Linked DNA regions of Homo sapiens: regions 1 and 2 are each linked to region 3. Evidence: read pairs that join two places in POLR2A ChIA-PET (ENCODE). Cell type or tissue: OCI-LY7. All regions are shown on one strand. Links, peaks and the distances in the headings refer to the core of each region. The heading gives the core; the rest is flanking DNA. Region 1 overlaps LINC00702 (long intergenic non-protein coding RNA 702). Region 2 overlaps LOC107984195 (a long non-coding RNA gene). Region 3 has its middle 110 kb from the start of LINC00702.

Region 1 (8,012 bases), core at 1,435-6,434, 78 kb after region 3:
GAGGTAGGAAAAGAAAGCTGCTGGCAATGCATCCACACTACGACCATCGACATAAGAACCTTGCCTTTCTTTGAATTTGTCACGTGTATTTACAAGTCTGTACTTGGGCACTGTCCTTTCTTTAAACACGCATTTACATAAATTAATTAAAATAAACAACTTTAACTGTCCTTCTGTTAAATAAGCACTATATGGTGCTATAATTTCTATGTTTTTCAAACTCTAGGAAGCCAAGAGCTATTTTATTCACAGTGCTCACTTTTTATCTACAAAAAGCCTGGCCTATACTGAGGGCTCAATAGAGGTTTGATGTGTCAATCAAAACCTGAAGACCATTTGGGTATCTGAGAACCCACCTCGACCCATACAACAGAGGTGCCATTGGGCTGTCATTGAAATGTTTTCTTTCATTTAATAAGAAAGGCATTTTTTCACATCTCCTGAAACAATATTTTACATTGTATTAAAAATAAATATAGATATAGGTTTACAGCCGAGTCTTGAAAAACAAGGTGGTAGGAATCCTAATCACCCTCCTGCATCGTCAAAGATACAACTTTTGAATCCACAAAGACGTTACTGCTAATAGCTACTGTTGACCCAAAGCTTTTCTGATAGCATGAACAGTGGATTAATACATATTTTGTGATATATGTATATATAAAAGTATATTCTTATAATAAAGTAAGCTAGGAAACAGAAAATAAGATTAAGAAAATCACAAGGAAGGAAAATATATTTACTATTCTTTAAGTGCAAGTGGGTCATAATGAAGGTCTTCACCCTTGTGGTCTTCACATTGAGTGGGCCGAGGAGGAGGAGGAAGGAGAGAGGTTAGTCTTGCTGCCTTAGGGGTGGCAGAGGCAGAAGAAAGTCCACATGTAGGTTGACCTGTATATTTCAAATCCATGTTGTTCCAGGGTCTACTGTAGTATATATCATTGTGGATTACATATATAATTGTTCAAGAGTCTACTGTAGATCTTATAACATATATAATCAATATTAAATAAATTATAGTTATATATAATTTATTGTATATAAATGGTGACTTACTCTCTAAAGCATAAAAATATATCAGTTTTCCATGACAATGAGCTTTTCTAGCAATAGTCCAACAATATAAGTGTATTCAAGGGGATTCTACCTGGCTTATCACAATAACTGAATATTTAAAGTTTCCAGTAACAAATGTAAACAAAGAAACCACTCACATGTTGCTGGTATGTCAAGCTGAAATGCCACAAAAGCCATTGAGTTACTTGAATATCTAAATTAGAACATCTAAGAAATGGTTAGACCATATTTTGCCTAAAGATAGATTCATAAGAGAAGGCTGATTTGGGAAGTGTTATGCAAGGAGTTCAAGAATTTGGGTAATAAGACACTTTTCCCAAGCCCCACAGATGATCCTGAAGGAAGACTGGCCACTGCCCCAGCCCTCTCTAGGAATGTCATTTTCACATTTGTTTGGGTGGAGAGATGGGAGGGTGGGGAGGTAGAAATCCCTGGCTGTGCAGAATTCCTTGCTGGTCTGGTGAACAGTCAGCCTCCAGTAACCCACAAGGAAGACATTTGTCATGTCTCAGCTGCATGTGGTGGAGGGTTCATCTGCAAGTTAAAATTTGGGAGAGGTGAAGAGAAAAATCTCAAAGACAAAACAATAAGGCCCGAGATTCTGAGACAAGTGTTTGACGCATAAGATATGCACGGCTGAGTATTAGGAGGTTACTTGGAGACAATGGCCTATACCCATTAATGGAAGTTCTGAAATGTTTACGGAGACAGGAGACTGTATCCCTCACCGAGAGGGGACAAGCCCTGGGCACCCTGGTGCACACAGCAGCCTTTCCAAAGCACTCTCTGCTCTTGCGGGAAGTTTGGAAATACACTTTAGCATTCATGCTTTGTAGCTGATAATGAAATGTTTTAGGGCCGGGGCATCTGCTGTAACCTGAAATTGCATGGCCTTGTATAGTGAGGGCTGAGAAATTGCTTTTCTTCTCTGTTCTATTTTGTCTATGTCATTTTATCTTATTTTCTTGAAAAGGAAATGAGTACATGGGCCTTATCTACAGTGGTGTACATGCTGGGTGCCAGTGTTTGTATCTGTGTGTGCAAGCACGGTCTGTGTGGTGCCGTCCTCCAGTTGATCAGGGGAAACCTGAGAAAGAAAACGGATCCAGGCCACTGAGGACAGCATCTACCCCCATGACTGTGCAACTTTTCCCACTAAATCCACTGGCCAGTTTTGTCAAACTATCAATCAAACACATTGGTAAGGAGCCGCTGGAGAAGTCAGTTGACTTCTCAGCTAAGGTAGGTATGTTCTAACCTAAGGTGGGTATGTTATTTTAAGGAAATAGATGCAGAACATATACCATTAACACTTAAAATGACTGGAGGCATAGTGTTAATAGCAACAATCATGTGAGCTCACCTTTATTGCTCCTGGCATGCTTTAAAGGATTTTCGTTGTCGCTGTTTTTTACGTTTCTCAGCCTATAAACTCACAATAACCTTGTGTTAGTTTATTGGGGCTGCTGTAGCAAAGTCCCACTAACAGAGCGACGTGAATAGCAGAAATGCATCATCCCACAGTCCTGGAGGCTGCACGTCCAAGGTCAGGGCATTGGCAGGGTTGGTTTCTTCTGAGGCTGTGAAGAAGGTGCTGTCTGCAGCCTCTTCAGGAGCTGCTGGTGGTTTGCTGACTCTCTTTGGCATTCTTTGACTCATAGAAGCATCACCCAGTTCTCTTTCTTCCTCTTCACATGGCGTTCTCTCTGTGTGTATCTAAATTTCTTTCTTTTAGTAAGGACACCAGTCATATTGCATTAAGGCTTATCCTAATGACCTCAGTTTAACTTGAATACCTCTGTAAAGACCTTATCTCTAAATACAGTCACATTCTGAAGACCTTAATATATGAGTTTTGGGGGAGATACAAGTCAATCCATAACAAACCTTACAAAGCACTTTCTAAAATGGTCCCCAGTTTGCAGTTGCAGTTGTGGAAACTGAAGTGCAGGGAAGTCAGGCAGCTTACTGAGGTTTACATAGATGGTGAATATCCGAGCCTGAGTGTCAATCCAGGTGAGCTGGATGGACACACACACACTCAATGGCACTCTTCAACTCCTCACACTGTCTAGGAATGACCATATTAGGAAATGGCCATATTGGTCAAGAGAGGGAAGGGTCATCCAGGCTGAATTTCCAATCTTTTGAGATCAAAATTAGAGAAAATAAACTGATATTATTTGAAGGCTTTTTAGCTTAATGAAACATGTGTCCCATTTAATAGAATTTTTATATTCTCCCACTGTACCACATAGTAACTACTTTAAGATAGTTAAATTTGAATATAAATCCTATTCTGGGAAAAGGACTCTTCTGTGTAAGACTTGCAATTTCTTATATAATTGAATATTTTCTGAATAATAATGTGATAGCCTCCCTCTCTCTCCCTCCCTTTTTCTCTCTTTGTTTCTTTCTAGAATAACTTAAAATGTAAGGGTCTGTTTAAATTCATATATTCTAGTACTGGGCCTTAGACATAATTAACAGATGCACAAATTTGCAAGCTATTTTACTAATTTGTTCATGCCAACTTGAGGTAAACACAGAAAAAATAAATAGAACAATAACAAACTCTGGAGGTTTTTTTTTTTTTTTTAAAAATTGTAGTGCATAAAAAGCTTTAGCTCTCCGTGCCCTTCAAACAATTTGTTGGAAATGTTAAGCAAAAATTTTCTGCTTCATCTATAATTCCCAAAAAGAACAAAGCATGTTGGTTCTTCCTGAAGTTTGTTTTTTATTTTTTATTTTTGAGTACTGTTCTAAGTGTCATTTAGAATCCACAGTTGGCCCAAAGGGTCAAGAAGAAATAGAGATTCTGCCAGTCCTGGGAATGATTTCCATTTCTCCCTTGTTTTCCAACCTCCACTTCTATTCCTGCATTTTAAGCTCATCTCCACTCTGAACTATTCTTCTGAAATGATGCAAAGCTTTTTCTGAGATGGCAAGTAGGCTTTGTTTTGCAAATAAACCAGAATACCTATTGCTTGCATACATTTTTATTCTCTCTGAAATGGGAGATTCTATTTTTAGACCATGCTGTGAGATCCACCCTCTGGGTCTCTGTTAGATGCCAGGGACAAATGAAGAGCTCTTTTGAGGAATGCAAGACAGTCTCAGCGGTCAGCATGAGAGACAGTCAGAGCTCTTGCATGAAGGTCAGCTTCTGATTTCAAATCTCAGTGTGAGCATTTGCTGCACCAGTTACAGCTCCATCAGCCTTTTAGCCTATGGAGGAATATGAAATCTTTCCATCACAGACTGGTTCTCTGGTTTGTAATTCTCAAATCCAGAAGGGGACATTGAGATGGTAGACTGAAGAAAACCTGTTGTTGTGTGGCCCTTGAGCCTCTTTTTTCAAGTCAGAACCTCTGCTTCGAGAATGTATGAGCAGGTTTCACACAAGCGACCCTGAACTAGAAAGACAGCCAGCCCCAGCACCATCCTGTAGTTGGTTATAATTTTGGCCTTTATCCTTCCCCCACCCTTATATGTCCATATCATGTATCCACCCTGGTTATTTCCGTTTCCCCTGCCCTTTTTCTTAATCACTTCTTATTTGATTACATGCAATTCAATTACTCAACAGAATTCACCATGTTCATAAATGCCTTCATTGCTTGCAGAGTAGAGCTCAGAGAGCAAAGTCTATCATGTACTTTTTACAAGCACACAAGAGGAAGTTGATTTATTCTGATGCACAATTTCTTTCCGATGAGAGCGACCATCTTCTTCCAATTACTTATCTAATTGCAGTGACTCACCAAAATGGAAACTTCATGTAGATACGAATTAGTATTATTTTAAGGTATTATCATAATAGTGCATTCTGTAATAAAGATGTTAAAATATTTAAGATTGGTTCACTGGACACAAAATAGATCTAATGGCATATCCTTAGGTAATGACCTCATTAACCATAGTTATTCTAACCTGCTCCCTAAAATCCACAGCAGATATATATGGTTGGATCTTAATAATCTAATTTTCTTGTCTCTCACATAAGATACAAACTGGGTCTGTACTTTGCCTACTAGTAAGCCCCTGAATAGCATCAATTGGAATGCAAAATTGAGTGCTAATGGTGTTCTTTATTAACATACACTTTTGTAATGAATCTCATTTTAGATATGCAAATACATGAGTTAGCTGACTTGCTCCATGACATAGTCAAGAACCCACATCTTGATAGCCAAGAACACAGAAGAGTCATTCCTCTAGAAAGCTTCATGAAAATCCCCTAAATTTAATGCAGACTGCACTCAGAATTTAAAGAAATGCTTTACTCTTCATCCCTGTTCGGGTCTAATTGGCACACACATACGAAAAGGCAGAAGCCCTGCTCTTCATGGCCAGGGTTCCCCAGTGGCTGGCACAGGGCCGAGCTCATTCCAGACCTTCAACAACTTCTTCCTGGCTGATTAAGGATGGATTGATTGGATTGACTTAGGAAGGGGAAGAAGGATGGAGGAAAAAAGGTTAGAGCTGCCCTTAATTTAACAGTTTTGCCTGATTTTAAAATACGCACATTTTTTTTCTTTCAGGATGGTTAAAGGGACAATGTCTGCAAAAGAAAATTAAAAATTCCATGCATCTTTCTTTCTAAATGAATTTCCGTGGCTTTGTATTTTGACCCCCTCCCTGCCAAAGAAAGGAAAACCAAACAGGCATAAGATAAATTTTCATTCTGTTTCATACAAGGCATTTTGTGTATTCCATAATCAAAATAATCATCTCCCAAACATGGCTGATAACGAACTTACAAAAAAATAATGCAATGACTGACTTTACTGAACTTTAGCAACAGAAGCAGTATTAAGATTCACTTCCCATTCCCTGGTATTTGATTCTCCTGTTGTGAGTGTGGGAATGGCTGAACTCAGCAGAGGCTGTTCATAGTTAATATGTGGGGACATTCACGATGGAAGGCAATTTGCCAATATTCTGTAGCAAAGCAAAAGTAAATTTGTGATTGCATCTTTTTTTATGCAAACATTTTCGAACAATGTCTTCAAGGGAAATGAATGCTTAAATGTATATGTTTCTGATCCACAGATTCCTGCAGTTTTTAAAATTATTACACAGTACCACATTATCATAAATTATTTTCATGCAGGAAACTAGGGTTTATCTTACAGGCAATTAAAAGCTTCTGTTAGATATTCCCAGCATGACATTCTCTAAGCCATTAGCTTTTTGTAGGTCAAACACATCTCATTGACTTTGAAGCACCTTGGGCAGTGGAGATTGGTCCCCTTCGACTGTGCTATGTCATTACCAGTTCTTCTGTGTTGTTATTTTCTGACCCTCGACCTGTGACTCTGTGTGATTGTGATGGAGAGGAACTTTGTCACCAATATCAAGTGAGGTATTTTCATTGTTTTCTGGGTCAAGAGAGAAATGATTGTTTCCTCGTTAACCTTTGGAGTTATAAGAATTTGGTTTGTCTGATCTTTGTGTGTGTGCAATTGAAGCTCTGAGCTGGATCACATCACATTTCTGGGTTCACGCTGTCTATGTTTGAAAACCAGAGGCAGAGATCTGCGAGTCTAATCTTCAGATTCAGGGGGTCAGCCTCCGGAGTCTGATGCTGGTTCTGCTCCCGTACCTGTTGTGAAGTGTTGGGGAAATATCAGGACCCCCCAGCCTTAAAAAGGATGCAAGTATGTAAAAGTGTTTGGGACCTCTCAGCTGCAGAGGAACCTGTGCTTTCTTCTGATGGCTGCTCTGCTAGCAAGGCGGCAGGGAGACGCTCAAGACTGCTCTCCTAGCTGTCAGTGCCACTGGTATAGCTGTCAGTGCCACCGGTAATATTCCTCGCAATGAAGAAAGACTGCTGGTATTTGATTGCTTTTCCCTTTCTCATTCTCTCGTACAGTCTACGTTGCAGGGCGCAAAATTCCTGCACTCAAACACTCCATGCTTGCCAAGGTCCACATGCAGAATAGCTGGCCCACAGAAATTCTCTTACCTCGACTTTCAGGGCAAGCTGAGGCTTCTAAGTGAGAGACCCCTTGTGCTCTCTGGCAATGAGCGGCCTGTGCAGTAATTGTACTTCCCATTAAGGTGTAACTTCCATCTAAAGCCTCTCGTCTGTTCAGTTTCTTCTGAAAAGAGCTTTATTGCTTTGTGTTTTGTGCAGAGATTGAAACTGATTATTATCAGATATGAAGAAACCAGCTTTGTTTTAATCTTGATAACTCCCAAAGGGATTGCTGCAGTGACTTAATATCTGTAAGTCCTCAAATCCACCTTTACTTGGATTTTCCATTTTAAATTGTTCTCAAAAACACTTTTCTTCCTCCCTCTCTCTGTGAGAGTATTTTTACTTGTATTCATCCATTCTTCTTTGAAACATAGTACAGAAATGATCAATGCTTAATCATAGGGCCAATATTATAAGAATTTATTAGTTAATATTTGTAAAGATCTTTGATGATAAATTAATGCATTTAAGTAGTAAGCCTTCCTCAATTGTTATGTATAATTATTTTTAATGTGTTTTCAAATTATAGTTTACAAACGTCTACCAGAGCTACACAAGCCTAGATTATTAGACAGTTCTTCTTATAGAATTTCTGTAATCCCAGTGGAAATCTTCAGTTTACATACTTGTTTGTTAGAAGTATTAAAAGTCGGCTAGGCATGGTGGCTCACACCTGTAATCCCAGCAGTTTGGGAGGCCGAGGCAGGTGGATAACCTGAGGTCAGGAGTTCAAAACCATCCTGGCCAACATGGTGAAACCCTGTCTCTACTAAAAATACAAAAATTAGCTGGGCATGGTGGTGGGCGCCTGTAGTCCCAGCTATTCGGGAGGCTGAGGCAGGAGAATTGCTGGCGCCTGGGAGGCAGACGTTGCAGTGAGCCGAGATCATGCCACTGCACTCCAGCCTGGGTGACAGAGCGAGACTCTGTCTCCCCACCCACCCCCCAC
Region 2 (8,012 bases), core at 1,457-6,456, 64 kb before region 3:
GATGCTTCACTTCAGTGCCATGCACAAAGCATGCTCTCTTGCACAGACTCATGTCACCTAAGAGGCTACATCTTCAGATCACTAATTCCTACACAACTCACAAAAATGCTTGAGCCTAGTCCTTAAAACTTGCTCTCTTTCAGGTCAGATCTAGCCCCTTTACATTGAGTAGAGTTGGCTTCTCAGGTTTAGACTCCAGGTTTACCTCTGCAGCTTTAACCTTCACACTAACCCTATCCTTAATTCTAATCCTAACCTTAACCCTAACCCTAACCCTAAACTTACCCCAAATGCTAACCCTAGCAACCTAACCATAGCCCTGACTTTAGCCCTAACCCTAACCCTAACCCTAACCCTAGCACTAACCCTAACCCTGATCTCCAGGCTTGTGCCCTTCATCACCTGCTTGCCATTGCCTTGGTCACATAATCAGCATCTCACACATGTGACATCCAAAGATAGATTCCCAGTGTTACCAGACTGGCTCTTTCCACTGTCGTCTCCATCTCACGAACAGACAAGTCTCTCCTTCCTGTTCCAAAGACCAAAGAACAGGAGGCTAGCTTTGATTCCTCTCCTCACACCTCTGAGTTATCTCCCTCCCAGTAGCTCTAGCTATGAAAAGAGACTCAGAATCCATGGCATGTCTCCGCTTGCACGGCTGCTTTGCTGGGTTCATGCAGGCATTACTTGCCCTCTGGACTGTTGCAGTGGCCCTTGACTGCCTTCCCACTTTCTTTCCCTCCCGACACTGCTCCACCACAGGCATCCTCCACACAGCATCCAGAGTAAGCAACTAGAGTTCCATCATGCCACTAGGCTTAACCTCTGCAATCTCTTCCTGTCTCAACACAGGAAATGCCAGAGCCTGTTCAGGCATCTCAGGCTTGTTCTCCTACATTCTCTTTCCTTCCCTCAACTCAGCCACACTGGTTTCTTGATGTTCTCAATGATGGCAAAAATTGGTCACTTCAGGGCCTTTTCCAGGACTGGTCTCTCAGCCAAGAATGTTCTTCTTCCAGATTTTCCTGTGGCTCATTCCTTTGTTTCTTCACATCCTTTTGCTTCTCCTTAAAAGCATCATATTCTCATCCCCTGACACGAGGATAACTATGCCTCTTTACTGTGGTTGCAGTGATTTAAAAGAACACGCAAGAGAGCCTGTCGCTGTGTCTAACCTGTCATATATGCTCAATGAGTGGTGTCTGTCAGTGTTCTTAAAAAGTTATTTTTAGTGTAACAACTATCTTTTCCCTTCATTTTATGATTTTTGTTTTAATTCTTGATGACCTTTAACTTGCATTGATAGCTTCCTCAATCACTTTTTAAAGGCAAGAGTAGCAATTATCAATGAAAAAACTAGGATAAATAAGGATTCTGAAATATACTCATCATAGGACAAAGTATGCTGATAACCAGGACTCAGAGTTTGAGACTTTATGCACATTTCCCAAAATAAACTTCCTTAAAGAATGATTGCTTCTAACTTGTAAGTTTTCAGACCCTGGAACTCATCCAAAGTCCTAAGTAGTAAATGTGGGAAAACATCCATTGAGTTTTCCTCTCGTAGCTAAACATATCTCCTGTATTCCATGGAGAACTATCTTAACTTTTTTATCAATTAAAGAAAATGATTTGTGAGTAAAAACTTTTGATGGCATATATGTTGCAACAGTGAAGCAACTTAAAATCATAAAGCACTTATAATCAAATATCACTAAGTGGAACCACTGTGTCCTCTGTAGATGCTCTGACATTTTAGGATAGGAAAACCTACCCAGTAAAACAAACTCTCCTTGGAAAACACATTCTGTTCTCCACTTATTTGAGTTCATTTACAAACATTTTTACCTTTTAATTTACCCAACATTGAGGTAAAGTAGATTTGGACTTGAGCACTTTAACTGGAGGACCAACAGCTGCATGGTTCCAGTGGCCAAGTGAGGCAGCCACGGGGCTCCTCCAGGGAACACCTCTGTGTTCTCAGCACAGACACAGGGGCTGGCAGATATTTTTGAAGACAGCCCAAAAGTCTCTTCCATCAGCCTTGTTTGGGTTCCATGAGATGATTTTTTACAGCTTTCAAAAGGCCAAATTACTAAAACCCTCCATTGTAAACATGGGCTCTAGTAAGAGTAAACCAGACCCACCTCCACCAGCTTTCAGCACAGCTCTAGAGCAAGGCCAAGAGAAGCATCTGCCGCAGCCAAGCCCACCTATGTACTAAGCCATGCAGCCACCCACTGCCTCACCCACCTATGTGCTGAGCCACGCAGACGCCCACTGCCTTATCTTAAGTCCTAGGGTGGAAGGTTCTAATCACAGCCAGCCCTTCACCATTCTCAACAGACTTTAATGACCCACAGGAAGCTCCATGATCAAGTCTTCTTCTGCCCTCTTTCTCTAACTGCAAAAAGACTGCATAAGATCAGAAGCATGACAGAAAACATCCACAGGGGCATTTCTGATGTTTTTCTGCGCATGGTTTCTGGTGGTCTGCATTGGATAATCTTAAAGGTTTCAGTAGACATCTAAAAATATGAAAGCATCCTGTGGAGGAATTCCAGAGGCTTGCATTTCTTTTCCCGCATTCTTCTGTAGAGATTCCTTCCACGTTTGCTGTGTTTGTGTGTGTGTTTGGATGTATGGCAGGGAAACTTCAAGCTTCTTTGAATTATTTTGCGTTTCCTGCCCTGATAGAGCTGCTACAGGGAACGCTGGGCAGCCATTCACATTCGCGATGTGCTCCAGTGCTCTTCAAAGCATAGTGGAAAACAAAACGGGAAAACCTTCCATTCATGTTTTATTATCACCATGTCTGAATTTCTAAAAGCTGAGGTGTTGTCTTTTATCATGCCTTCTATGAAACACACAACATATGGATCTGTTCATGAGATGTAAAATTTGACAATACAATTTCTTAGCTTTTTATAGAAACCTGACTGTAAAGAAACCATTTTTGGCCGGGCACAGTGGCTTACCCCTGTAATCCCAGCACTTTGGGAGGCCAAGGTGGGCAGATCACTTGATGTCAGAAGTTCAAGACCAGCCTGGCCAGCATGGCGAAACCCCATCTCTACTAAAAATACAAAAATTAGCTGAGCATGATGGTGCATGCCTGTAATCCCAGCTACTTGGGAGGCTGAGGCAAGAGAATTGCTTGCACCCAGGAGGTGGAGGTTGCAGTGAGATGAGATCGTGCCACTGCACTCCAGCCTAGGTGACAGAGTGAGACTCCACCTCCAAAAAAAAAAAAAAAAGACACCATTTTTGGAGTTTTAATTTTATATTTTAAAACTTTGTCAAAGTTTTCAATTGTTTATCATTTTTGAAAGGATTTTCAGCTGGATGCAGTGGCTCACGCCTGTAATCTCGGCACTTTGGGAAGCCAAGGTGGGCAGATCACTTGAGCTCAGGAGTTCAAGACCAGCCTGGCCAACATGGTGAAACTCCAACTCTGTCAAAAATACAAAAATTATCTGGGTGTGGTGGCACATGCCTGTAATCCCAGCTACTTGGGAGGCTGAGACAGGAAAATGTCTTGAACATGAAAGGTGGAGGTTGTAGCGAGCTGAGGTTGCACCACCGCACTCCAGTCTGGGTGACAGAGTGAGACTCTGTCTCAAAAAAAAAAAAAAAAGTTGTGTTTTTTTTTCCCCAATCATCCCACCCTCCACCATGACCAACCCAAAAAATCAGGAATATTTGGAAAATAAACAGGCATTCAACTGATGCAGGACAGGCCAGCCCCAAAGCTGGGGCTTAGCCCAGGAGGGTTCTGGGCTTAGCCCACGAAAGGGAGGCAGAAAGAGAAATAGAAATGGAATCTCTCCCATTTCCCCTGTGCCATTTGAAACTGCCCAAGGGGATAAGTCATCAAATATTCTTGGCAATGACAGATATGGTTGAAATAAAGTTGTAGAAAGAAGAACAGTTTCATCTTAGCATCGAGAATACTGATCATAATTCACAATGCAGTTGCCCCTCCATCACAGGAATGCTCTTTCTGGGATGTGAACTTGGTCTACTCTTGGCTTCTCTCTGCATCCCTGGGCATGTTCTCGGGCACTGACCCTTAGGCTTGCACTGACTCACATCGTGCGGTGAAATCTTCTCCAACACTGCATCTGGAAGCATGGGTCTGCCCCAGCAGAGACCAGTGGGTGACCGATACTGACCCATCACTGACAGATTATTTCATTTGCTTTACCAAAAGCCTTTTTGTTTTACCTCTAGCTCTTTCTAGATGACCTATTAAGTAATAATTGTACCTTTGTAGCTCCCCAGACATGCTTTGTTCTTATCACAAAGACCACATAAAAATATGTAGGTTAGAAAGATTCCTTTGTCCTATTGAATGTCAGATTTAACTCCTTTATTAGAACCATAGCTTTTACTTCTTTAAGCTTTTATTTAAGCTTGCTTGAGTTAGATTTCTATTACTTACCACCGAAAAAAAGGTGTGATTATATATCTTACCTTACCTGATGTTTCCTCTCTTTGAATCCCTTTAACATTCTAATGGATTGGGCCCCTGACTGATTCACGTGAGAAATTATGCAAGGATATAGAGTCATTATAACAACCTTTCCCAGAATTTTTTTTTGGTAAATAATGTATGGTGTTTATTGCAGCCCCTTCTTTCTTTTCTTTAAATATGATAGTGAAAGACTCTAGAGGAAACATATCCACTTCCTAAAGGTAGGACAATGGGCTGAACAGCTTAAGTGTCACAGTCGTTCTTTAAATCTTGGTGTTCTGAAGATTTTTAAAGGCCCATTTAAACCCTCCCATTGAGTACCTAAAATGGCGAGAGTTCTATGTTGTCTGTACGACATCCATTTATTGTCAGTATCTGTTTAGTCTATACAGTTTTCTGATAGTGCTTTGGGAAACCATGTAATATCATGTATGACACGATGCAACATAAACATTCTTCCTAGGGCCTTTTATGCTCATGAATCATGGTGCTTTGCTGAGGAATGGAGGGAAGAACATATTGAGAGGGACTGGAGCTTTTGCTTCTATGTGTGCATTCATCTATCATTCCTCTATCTATCATTTTCCTTCCTTCCTTGAAGATATTGAGCATTCACCAAGAATCCAGAGAGAAGCTTAGTCAGAAGGAATAAAAAACACCACTGGGAGGTGGCACTCCAAATTATTTCCCAAATGCAATCTAACAGGAAGTGGAATAATTCCCATAAATGGAGTTGAGATCCAGTGTTTTCTAAAGGTCTGGTGAGGACAAGCCTGGTTACTCAGCAGGCAACAGAGGCATCACTTGAGGCCATTGCAGCCCAGCTTTGGAAGCCTGGATGAATGTGTCAGTCCAGAAGCTGCCGCCAGAAGTCACACCCAGAGGGGCAGCTTAGAACAACACATGGCAAGAAAAGCTGCTTTTAAAAACTGGAGGCATGGATGACTTCTATAGGCCTCTGCTGAGAGCAAATGCCTTATCAGGTTGGGGAGAGATGCTTAGAGAAAGATAGTGCAGTAAAAAGTCAATATTAAATTGTTTTTCTCTGAAGTGTCCAATTAGATGACTTTGAACAATTGTATATATTCATGTTAGCAAAGCCCAGAATGAGATAAGGGACTTTTTCATTTTCTTAGAAAGTTCCTTCATGGACTCTTCAAACACTGCCTGTGCCTGCATTTGTATTTCATATCAACAGAATCACACCATGTGCACTTTACGTATGACTCCTTTGATTTAACATAGTGAGCTTGAGATTCATCAGGGTGGCTGCCTGTGCATGTGGCTTGTCTTCACTGCTGGCTTGTTCCGGTGAGTGTTTGTCCCAGTTTGCTGATCTCATGACCACTTAGTGCACATGGGGTTGTTTCAGGTTGGGGATATAAGGCACAGGCTTAGGGTGGAGCTTCGTCTCACCCTTTGGATACTCAGGGCTGTGATTGCTCCCTGTGGAGGTGCTTGGCCCAGTCTATGGGTAGGTAAGAAAATTGTAAGCTGCACCCAAAAGGATAGGATGTTTCAGGTGCAGACAGGGTGGGAAAGAAATGCTCCCGGCAGAGGCACACCAGTGTTCCCAGTGCTGAAGCTGGCAAGTCAAGGCACATTCCAGAAACCCAGACAGTGAGCAAGGCCAGAGCTGAGTGTGCAGAGGGGAACGCATGAAGATACAGATAGAGAGGTAAAAAGGAACCAGGCCATGGAGAGCCAGGCGCCCGGAGGCAAGGGAAGGCATTTGAACTTGATTCCCAGGGCAATGACAAGCAACTGAAGTGTTTTAAGTGAGGAAATTATTTGATTCGATTTTCCATTATAGAAAGCTAACAGTTAGGTTACTTTCTGTTTATTTTCTTGTGGTTTTCTCTGGGTATATAGTAAGACTGTTTCACTTTCCTGTTGTTATACATTAAATTTTGTCCCCCTGCCCCCGCAAAAAAAAAACATATATTGGAGTCCTAACCCCCAATACCTCAGAATGTGATTTTATTTGGAGATTGGGTCTTCACAGAGGTAATCAAATTAAAAGAGGTCAGGATGCTTGAGCCGGGGAGGCAGAGGTTGCAGTGAGCTGATAATGTACCACTGCACTCCAGCCTGGGCAGCAGAGCAAGAACCTGTTGCAAATAAAATGAAATAAAGAGGTCGTGAAGGTGAGCCCTAATCCAATATGACTGACGTCCTTAGAAAAAGGGCAAATTCAGACACAGAGACAGACATGCACACACCCACAGGGAACAGGCAGAGTTCAGAGTGATGCTTCCCCAGGCCAAGGAATGAAACAGATCATCAACAAACCATGAGAAGCCAGGAGAGAGCTATGAACAGATTCTCCTGCACACCCTCGGGAAGAGCCAACCCTGCTGACACCTTGATCTTGGACTTCCAGCCTCCGGAACTGTGAGACAATAAACTTCGGTTCTTCTAAGACATTCAGTTTGTGGTACTACATGAAAGCAGCCCCAGAAAACTAAGACACCCGCCCCTCCTTTCCCTTCCGTTCCTTTTAGTTAGGATGACCTAAGAAGAAAATGCTCTCACAAATACAAGTTCTCTGAAAGGATGATCTTTACTGGCAGTCATTTCTTGAGATCCCTGTGAGTTATTGAGATAACACTAGTTCCTTGGAGATTTTGTGTGTTGAACACATACCTGTTTATACCATTAGGTGTTGAACGGCATTGGGGTTCAAACTTTGGATGGACTCTTTCAGAGACATGAATTTGTTTAGTGCTTAGATATAGTGAGAGCTTTTCCAGAAGATGCAGGCATAGGAAACACAGACCTGAAAGGGATGTGACAGTCCTGACTCTTATGTATTTATTTATTTATTTATTTTGAGATGGAGTCTCCCTCTGTCACCCAGTCTGGAGTGCAGTGGCATGATCTCAGCTCACTGCAACCTCCTCCTCCTGGGTTCAAGTGATTCTCCTGCCTCAGCCTCCTGAGTAGCTGGGATTAGAGGCACTTGCCATCAAACCCAGATAATTTTTGTATTTTTGGTAGAGACAGGGTTTCATCATATTGGCCAGGCTGGTCTCGAACTCCTGACCCCAAGTGATCTGACGCCTTGGCCTCCCAGAATGCTGGGATTACAGACATGAGCCACCACACCCTGCCGACAGTCCTTACTCTTAATCCAGATAAGTCTGAGGCTCAACTCCCACCTTCAAGCGTCTTAACCATTGACTCTCCATCCTGAAGAATTCTTCAAAAGAAGCTGAAACCTCCCTGAGAAGTTCAATTTTATTTTCAGAGAATACTGGCCATTATAGAAGGTCCTTCCTTGTATTAGCCAGAAAATCTATTTGTGCACAGCCTGAGCTATTCCTCCCAGTTCTGTTTTGTGGCCCCAGAACAAGCAGGGTTCATCGTTGTCATGGCAAATTGCTGGCTATCTGAAGTTAGGTATCAGGTGCCTCTAAACTTCTCTTTCTGAGATCAAAGACTTAGACTTTCTTTAGTCATCTTGTGCCATACACTCCCTTGTCCTCTCTTTAGTTCTGTTTTTCTCTGAACAGGTCCCAGAGCCAGGGTT
Region 3 (8,012 bases), core at 1,603-6,602:
ACACAGAGACACACCAACACAGACACATGCAGATTGTGTGAGACAGACACACGTGCACACAAACTTCACCAACACGCACACACCCAATAATGATAAATGCTTCTCCACTTCTGTGTTTTGGTGACACTAATAATCTTGTACTTTCTTTGACACAGTAGCCCATTTTCTGTTCAAAAGCAACAGAAAAATATGTCATCTAGTTTACTGTTTTTAGAATTGTAGGATATTTTTGTTTCAGCCTCAATAAAATTACTTCTAAGTCCTTCTAAGTTTTGAGTGTCTTCTAATTTCTTCATTCCTCTAATGAAAGGTCCGGTCATGTGTAGATATCACCCCTGTGGGGACCCCCTCACATTGCACCTGACCTTGGCTGTGCTGCTGTCTGCCTGTGGATGGAGTGGATTGACAACGGTGGCATTCACATGATGAGAAAAATGCTCCTGGGGCCGCGCTCCTGGCGAATGGCTTTGGAAATCAACAAAACACAGTCCCACTTTTGTCTGTGACCAGTCTTCATGGCATATCAGTTAGAGTGGTGTGCTAAATTTTGAGACCAGGTGGACAGAAGTGAGTTAAATGTTTTCAAGTGATCAATAAAGACAAATACCTTTATTGGGTACTCATCTCAAGCTCTAGGAATGGAAAAATACAAAGATGCGTAGTCCGTATTACTCCTTCAAGGAGTTTAATAATTAATTGAACATAAAATTCCTATATATGTGTATAAATACATATATTTTAATACCTACACAATGAAAACATCATTGTGTAGCAAGTAGTCCTGTAGGAAGGTTAAAACCTTGTTTTCATCCTTATCTTATTTTTCTCACCTCTCGTAATCCAAACTATTGAAGGACATTGTTGAAGCGAGTAACAAGGACTAAAGGACCAGAAGGTCACAAAAAAGAATGCATCACTGAAGAAATAAAAAACTAAATAAATGACTCAACTTTTTCTCACAAAGCTAGTCAATAAATTCAATGTTTTAAATGTGACCTGTGGACACCATTTAGACAGGTTTAGAAATATTGTATGTTGTTGAATCTGAGTCTGAATGGATTCAATGACCTTGTGAAGGAAACAATGACCCCTATTTTGTCTAGTGAAACATGTAGCATTTACAAGCAGAACCTACTCCAATTAAAATAGAACTAAAATTAAATTACTTAAGCATCCAGCATACTAAAAAAACTAAAATCATCATTTTACTCACAAGGTAGAATCAACCTAAGTTATTTATCTCTGTATCCAATCCTTAAATACTTCGTTAAACTTGCAAAATTTTAAAGTTGAATAAAATTCATCAACGTTTATCTGAGTGTGTTTCTGCTGTGTGCACATATAATTTAATATAATAAAATACTTATTGGATTTTGACATTAATTTTCATCTTAAATGAAAGCTGCTGCTATTTCTTAAATTAGGTAGACAACAGAGCAGTCTCTATTATAGTACAGTTAAAATCCTCCTCTGTGAGCCTATCTTCTGTCCTGGAATACACATTCATTCACTAAAGGTTAATGAGCACCTACTAGTCCACCAACTTGTGTTAAATCAATTTAAAAAAATTCCAGCCCTCATGGAGGATACTTTTTACATAATTAATTATAAATATAACATGTAAGTAAATTATATGGTATTCCAGAAAATGATAAGTGCTAAGAAAAAAATAGGGTAAGAGGTATCTTAAATGTTGGGTTTTGAGGGGTTGGGTTGGAATTTTGAGAAGAAAAAAAAACTGCTTAGTGTAGACCTCTAGTTGAGGAGATAACTTTTGGTAAAATCTCCATCATTAAGAAGGCCCTAGACTTTGGACTTCTCAGCCTCCATATGTATAAAAAAAATTCCTTTTTAAAATAACTTTCTCAGTTTCAGATATTCTGTCATAAACAACGGGAAATGGACTAAGACACTGGAGCCCAGGTAACATGACGCAGGGGGAGATGGTGATGTCTTGAGTGAGAGCAAAGACCTTCAGATGAGATCCAGTGCGTTCAGGGTGGTATGGCCACAGACAGAACAAAGACCTTCAGGTTGTAAGTGCTCTCATTCTGCATCTTGAAGGAAAAGACAAGTGTCCTTCAATAGTTTGGATTACAAGAGTTGAGAAAAATAAGATAAGGATGAAAATAAGGTTTTAACCTTCCTACAGGACGAATTGAACAGAATTTTGATCAATGGAGAGTGTGTGATGAGTACTACAGTAGGATCAGATAGAAGGGAGAGGACAACACCTCCGTTTTAGAAGTAATAAGCTGGGTATTTATCAGAAAACCAGGCAGGCAAACGGACTAGAGTTAATGAGCACGTCCAGCTCCAGGAAAGAAATCTGAGCTGGGGATGAAATCTGAGCACCATTTGCATGTGGATGTTCTTAAAGAATGCATGAGGCTAGATGTGATCTTGAGGGGCCAGAGCATAGATGGCAAAGGGCTGAAGAAGGCTCACACCTTGAGGCACCAGCAAGCAAGAGGCTGGGAACAAGAGCAGGAAAAAGCAGAGAAGCCCAAGGAGATGGGATCAATGAGTTCAGGGGAAAAGGGGCAGACCTGGGCAGTGTCCTAGAAGCTAAATGAGAGCAGTGCTTCAGCTAAGAAGGCATAGCAACTCCTTTATATGAGGAGTGAGAATTAGCCATGAAACTTCACAGGCAGGTCATCGTTGGTGCACTGGACAAGAGCAGTTTGGTTGGAGTATGGAGGTAGGGTGAGATGAAAGCCTCATTGGAGAAGGTTCAACAAGAATAGAGTGAGAGGAACTTCACACAAAAGGTATGGGTGATTATTTGAATGAATTATATTGCAAAAGGGAGCATAATCTTAGCTGGTAGAAAAAGTAAATCAGAGGAGCTATGTTTGCAAAGATGGTATGATAGCATGTTTGCATGCTGGAGGGAATGATAGGGGAGAGAGAGAAAATGAAATAATGTGGGAATAAAAAAGAAGGGTTCCAGGAGCTGTGTCTTTGCAAAGGCAAGAGAGGATGACCTCTACGAACAAGTGATTGGTTTTGCACAGGGGGAGGGATAATGTATCTATAGGTATAGATGGGAACTTAGAATGGATGGTTACTGGTGGTGCTACGTGGGAAGCTATGAAGACACAGAAGTTCTCTTCTGATTTCTTCAATTTTCCCAGTAAACAGAAGGCACAGTCATCATCTGAAGGTGATGAGGCCGTGGGAGGTAGTGAAGATTTCTGTAGAGGAGAGCTATTAAGTGAGAGTCTAGAGAACAGATAAGGGAAGTGGAATATAGAATTATAACGTTATTACAATGATTGCCAGGCCACCATCAGGATGCAGTTGTGTTGTGATTGTCAATGTTTGAAATGACAACACTCAGGTTGGTTGTGTGATTTCCTGTCAGTGTCAAAGGCACAGCTGCCGTTGCTCTACATAAAGACTGTGGCTTGACCAGGTATCCCAAAACTAGACAGGGACAAAGGAATGGAGGGTTTAGCCAGCCAGAGATCACTGGGCATTGTGTAAATTCTTTTACTATGGAAGATAGTTGTTGAAACAAACAGAAAAAAGACAATGTGGAGGACACAGAGAAGGTAGAAGAAAACTTAAACAAACCCACCTTCTTCTAGACTGTCGAATATACACACACCTACTCAGTCTGTAAGCATGAATGAAGGAGATTATATGGCAGTCTGTAAAAGGGAACACTGGAAATAGAATATTAAACATCACTGCTTTTCCTGCTACAGGTGATTAGTCAGGGGCCATCCTTCTTAGGCCTGTGGCTGCAGAAACCACTGCTGATGAAACACCCTTATGCTACTATTTTAGAACAAACCATTCTCTGGTTTTACTTCTCTCAGGGGAAGACTGAACACCCGTGTTAATTATTATGCAGAGCAGTTTGGCTCTTGTTTCTCTAAAGAAGTCTAAATCACCTATGTCAGGAAACCTTGCCTGCCATTATGAGACCAACCAATTAAGGCATTTTCCTTAGGCCTATAAATCCAAACTCAAAGAGTAGTTTTTAAAATAACCATTTCCTTTTCTTATTATAGTATCACTTAGAATTATCTACTCTATTGTAATTAATTGGTCAATTGTCTGCTTCTCTCATTAGAAATCAAGGTCTTTGAAGTCAGGTACTGTGGTTTGTTCACTATTGTTTGCCTAATATGAAACTATTTGGACCCTATCAAACATCGTTCATAAAAATTAATGCCAGGTGGGTTACAGATCTAAATGTGAAAGGAATACAAAACACTTCTAAAGGAAAAGACAAGGGTATCTCCGTGCCCTTGGGATGAGTAAAGAATTCTTTAAAAGGACTCCAAAAGCACTGAGTATGAGGGAAAAATTCACAAATTGGACTTCATTGCAATTAAGAACTTTCATCAAAATACACCATTAATAGACTGAAAAAGCAAGCTACAGACTGGGTAGAGATATTTGTAATCCACGTGGCACAAAAGAATTGCATGCAGAATATGTAAAGCAGTTCTTAAAATTAAGTATTTATTTATTTTTGAAACAAAGTCTCACTCTCCCGCCCATGCCGGAGTGCAGTGGTATGTGATCATGGCCCACTGCGGCCTTGAACTTTCAGGCTTAGGTGATCCTCTTGCCTCAGACTCCTGAGTAGCTGGGACTGCAGGTAGATGTCACCACACCGAGTTAATTTAAACTTTTGTTGTTGTTGTTTTGATGGGGTCGGTCTCACTATGTTGCCTAGGCTGGTCTCCAACTTCTGGCCTCAAGCGATCCACCCACCTCAGCCTCCCAAAGCACTATAATGACAGGTGTAAGCCACTGCGCCCAGCCAAAGTTCTAAAAATTATTAAATATGACAGTCAATGCTATAGAAATAAAACCTGGAGAACTGAACAGGTGCTTTACAAAAAAGGCTACATGAGTCACCAATAAGCATATAAAAAATGTCCCACATCACTAGTCATGGGGAAATGCAGCTTAAAATCAAATGAGACCTCATTGCTCCCCAACCAGAACTGCTGAGTCAACATTGGTGAGCAATGGCAGGCCGTGGCAATGACAGGGGCCGCCTGAATGCTCAACCCTTGTTGGTGGAAACCTTGGCATGTGTAGCCCATGTGTGGTGGTTTCTCCTAAAATGGGACATACACATTCGGTATCACCCACATTTCCACTCCTAGGAATCTATCCAACCAAAATGAGGACAAGTGTTCATAAAAAGATGTGTACAAGAATGTTTATGGTGACACTCTTCATAACAACTCCGAAGGCAAAACAACCAATGCATATGAAGAGCAGAACGAGGACACTGTGGTGCATTCAAAAAACAAGATTGTTTCATTGCGATTTTCAAATGCAAAACTCATCTCAAGTGTGAAAGACGGAATAGTGGATGCTTTTGGTGAGGGTAGTGACTTCTAGGGCATGGGAGTATCTGAGCTGCTAGCAATGTTTTATTTCCTGGTCATGGCAGTGGTGACACAGAGGTGATTGCTTTGTGAAAATTATCATTTTTTGCACTTCAATTGTGCATATTCTTATGATGTGTGCACTTTTCAGTGTGTAAGCTACACCAATAAAATTCCCTCAAATTATGTGTTCAGTGGTAATTAAAATTCTGCAATTATTTTTTAAATAAAGAAATGACAATACTGTGAGCAATCAGTTGAGTTGGATGTTATCATGAACAAGAAAGAGGAGAAGCTTCACCCTTGATCAAGAGTTTCCAACATTCTCTATGCCTCTGGAGCCATAGAGTGGGAATTTCAGTGCTGATTAAATTCCAGTCTGATTTTTTTTTGCATTGTCATAGCTTTGTTACTTAATGAGGTATTGTAAGAATTCCTGCTATTCCTTCCATGGTTGTTATAAATGTTGACATTAAAAGACCTTATTGCAATAGTAAAATGAGCTCTACAACCAATGGTTGCCTGTGAGTGATAATGGGGCCATGACCTTATAGGATTTACCAGTCACTGCACACCTAAGTCATTAATTTGCTAAACACTTTGTGCAATCCCAACTATGAAAAGTACTATACGAGCCAAAATTCTATTCTCTCCTATACGATGATTAATCATGTTTGATTAATACGATGTAAAATATCATTAAATAATTTAAATGCAGGTGCATGGATTAAAGTTACTCTAGAGCTTTCATGACATCAACAGTGACAAATTATGTGCAAGTTTAAGTTTGCACAAGTGATTAATCTGCTATTCTGCAGTTAAAATTAATTATTATTAATTATTATGCTCATATTTACATGACTGGTTCAAAATATGGCCATTAATGCACTGCATTTTCACAAAGTTATTTTTAAATGTAATCTTACATACTTAATGTACGGCAAGTACAAAGAGCAAGAGAGAATTGGCTCAAAATTGTAATTTTAGCTGTTTTAGCTTCAGGTTTAGCTGACTAATTTTTATTAAACAGCCGAGGTTATTAAAATATTTTATTTGTTCTGTCTGTACAGAGGCTAAATAGGATTGTATTATTCTTATAGTTAAGTGGACTGGTATATATGTTTCCAAATTTTATCTGTAACTATTGGCATGATTTTCTTTTGAACAATATATTCGGATGTTCTCAACCTGTCTCATGAGTACACTTACCCAAGAAGTGAATGAAGAGGAGGCTTTTAGATGCCACAGAAGCAGAGTAGGAAGATTCTAGAATGAGAGAGCTGAGACCCACATTAGACATGAGGTGTTGCCTCTGTTGCCCTGCTGGGAGGGTTTACTTGAACCACTTCAGACAGATATTTATCTTACTCTCCAGAGATAGAGATTTTATAGCTTGTGTACAATATGCGATGGTTAGCCACTCTTTGTTGTTTGAGAGTATGAGTGTATAATAAAAATAACCTTTAAATAGTAGCCACAGTACCAAGAACTTCCATTTATTCGGTACCTATTTGGTTCTAGACCTTGTTTTGGCTCTTCACATTTATTGTCTTGTTGAGATTTTAGAAAACATTTTCTTTATTACAGTTGACAATACAGAAGCTTGTTTGTCTAAGGCCGTTAATGACACAGGTCTGACTCCTGGTGAAGGACTTTTGGAAAATCAAATCTACACAGGGAAGAGCTAAGTGATGTGTATAAGACACAATCTATTCATGTAAATGTCCCCTCACTTTTCTTTCTGGAGGTCAAACTATCATATGTTTGTTGCTTACCTTGAGAGGCCTATTGACCAGGATATACAGTAAATGTCTTTTAGCTATTTTTGTTAAAAGTAATGCTTCAACTGGTTCCCATTCATACTTGCTAGTATTTATCCCTGCAGTGATACTCAGATATACATGGAAGGTGAAGGGGAATGAAATTGAATATATAGTGTGATGGTTAATAGTGAGTGTCAACTTGATTGGATTGAAGGATGCAAAGTATTAATCCTGGGTGTGTCTGTGAGGGTGTTACCAAAGATTAACATTTGAGTCAGTGGGCTGGGGAAGGCAGGCCCACCCTTAATATGGTGGGCACCATCTAATCAGCTTCCAGTGAATATAAAGCAGGCAGAAAAACATGAAAAGGTGAGACTGGCCTAGCCTCCCAGCCTACATATTTCTCCCATGCTGGATGCTTCTTGCCCTCTAACATTGGATTCCAAGTTCTTCAGTTTTGGAACTCAGACTGGCTCTCCTTGCTCCTCAGCTGGCAGACAGCCTATTGTGAGACCTTGTGATCATGTAAGTTAATACTTAATAAATTCCCCTTTATATAAAATAGAATATATTTTATTTATATATATATTAGTTCTGTCCCTCTAGAGAACCCTGACTAACACATACAGTGAGACATTTATTAAAACTGAGGTCCAGAGAGGCAGATAAAACTGAGGTTCAGAGAGCCTACAGGCATGTAGGGGAATAATTAATAAACGAGATAAATTGCATTTTCCCTCTTTATTTTCTTTGTGTTTTAGTTTGGTTAATTTTTATTGACTTATCACATAATTTCACTGACTTTTTTCCCTTGGCTGTATTGAATTTATGATGGGTTTGTTAAATGCATGGGATTTTTGTTTGTGTATTTATTGTTCTATTTGAC

Evidence for each region. ChIA-PET counts read pairs that join two places held together with the same protein. Peaks named below come from ENCODE experiments on the same cell type or tissue, not always from the same donor. Only the 100,000 strongest peaks of a DNase experiment are listed, where the experiment ranks them.
Region 1: POLR2A ChIA-PET joins it to region 3 with 6 read pairs; 3 of 35 experiments call an interaction of 5 or more read pairs at or near these places.
Region 2: POLR2A ChIA-PET joins it to region 3 with 5 read pairs; 6 of 35 experiments call an interaction of 5 or more read pairs at or near these places.

Annotation. Positions count from the first base shown.
Region 1 is chr10:4,210,932-4,218,943 of GRCh38, forward strand. The region is part of intron 2 of LINC00702 (long intergenic non-protein coding RNA 702); the gene reads right to left. Among named protein-coding and RNA genes, the nearest start is that of LINC00702, 29 kb to the right of the region's middle. In OCI-LY7, for the core only: no CTCF peak of the experiment used is centred there; no DNase peak of the experiment used is centred there.
Region 2 is chr10:4,068,863-4,076,874 of GRCh38, forward strand. The region is part of intron 4 of LOC107984195 (a long non-coding RNA gene); the gene reads left to right. Among named protein-coding and RNA genes, the nearest start is that of MIR6078, 82 kb to the left of the region's middle. In OCI-LY7, for the core only: no CTCF peak of the experiment used is centred there; no DNase peak of the experiment used is centred there.
Region 3 is chr10:4,132,549-4,140,560 of GRCh38, forward strand. No RefSeq gene overlaps it. Among named protein-coding and RNA genes, the nearest start is that of LINC00702, 110 kb to the right of the region's middle. In OCI-LY7, for the core only: no CTCF peak of the experiment used is centred there; a DNase peak (open chromatin) is centred at 3,783.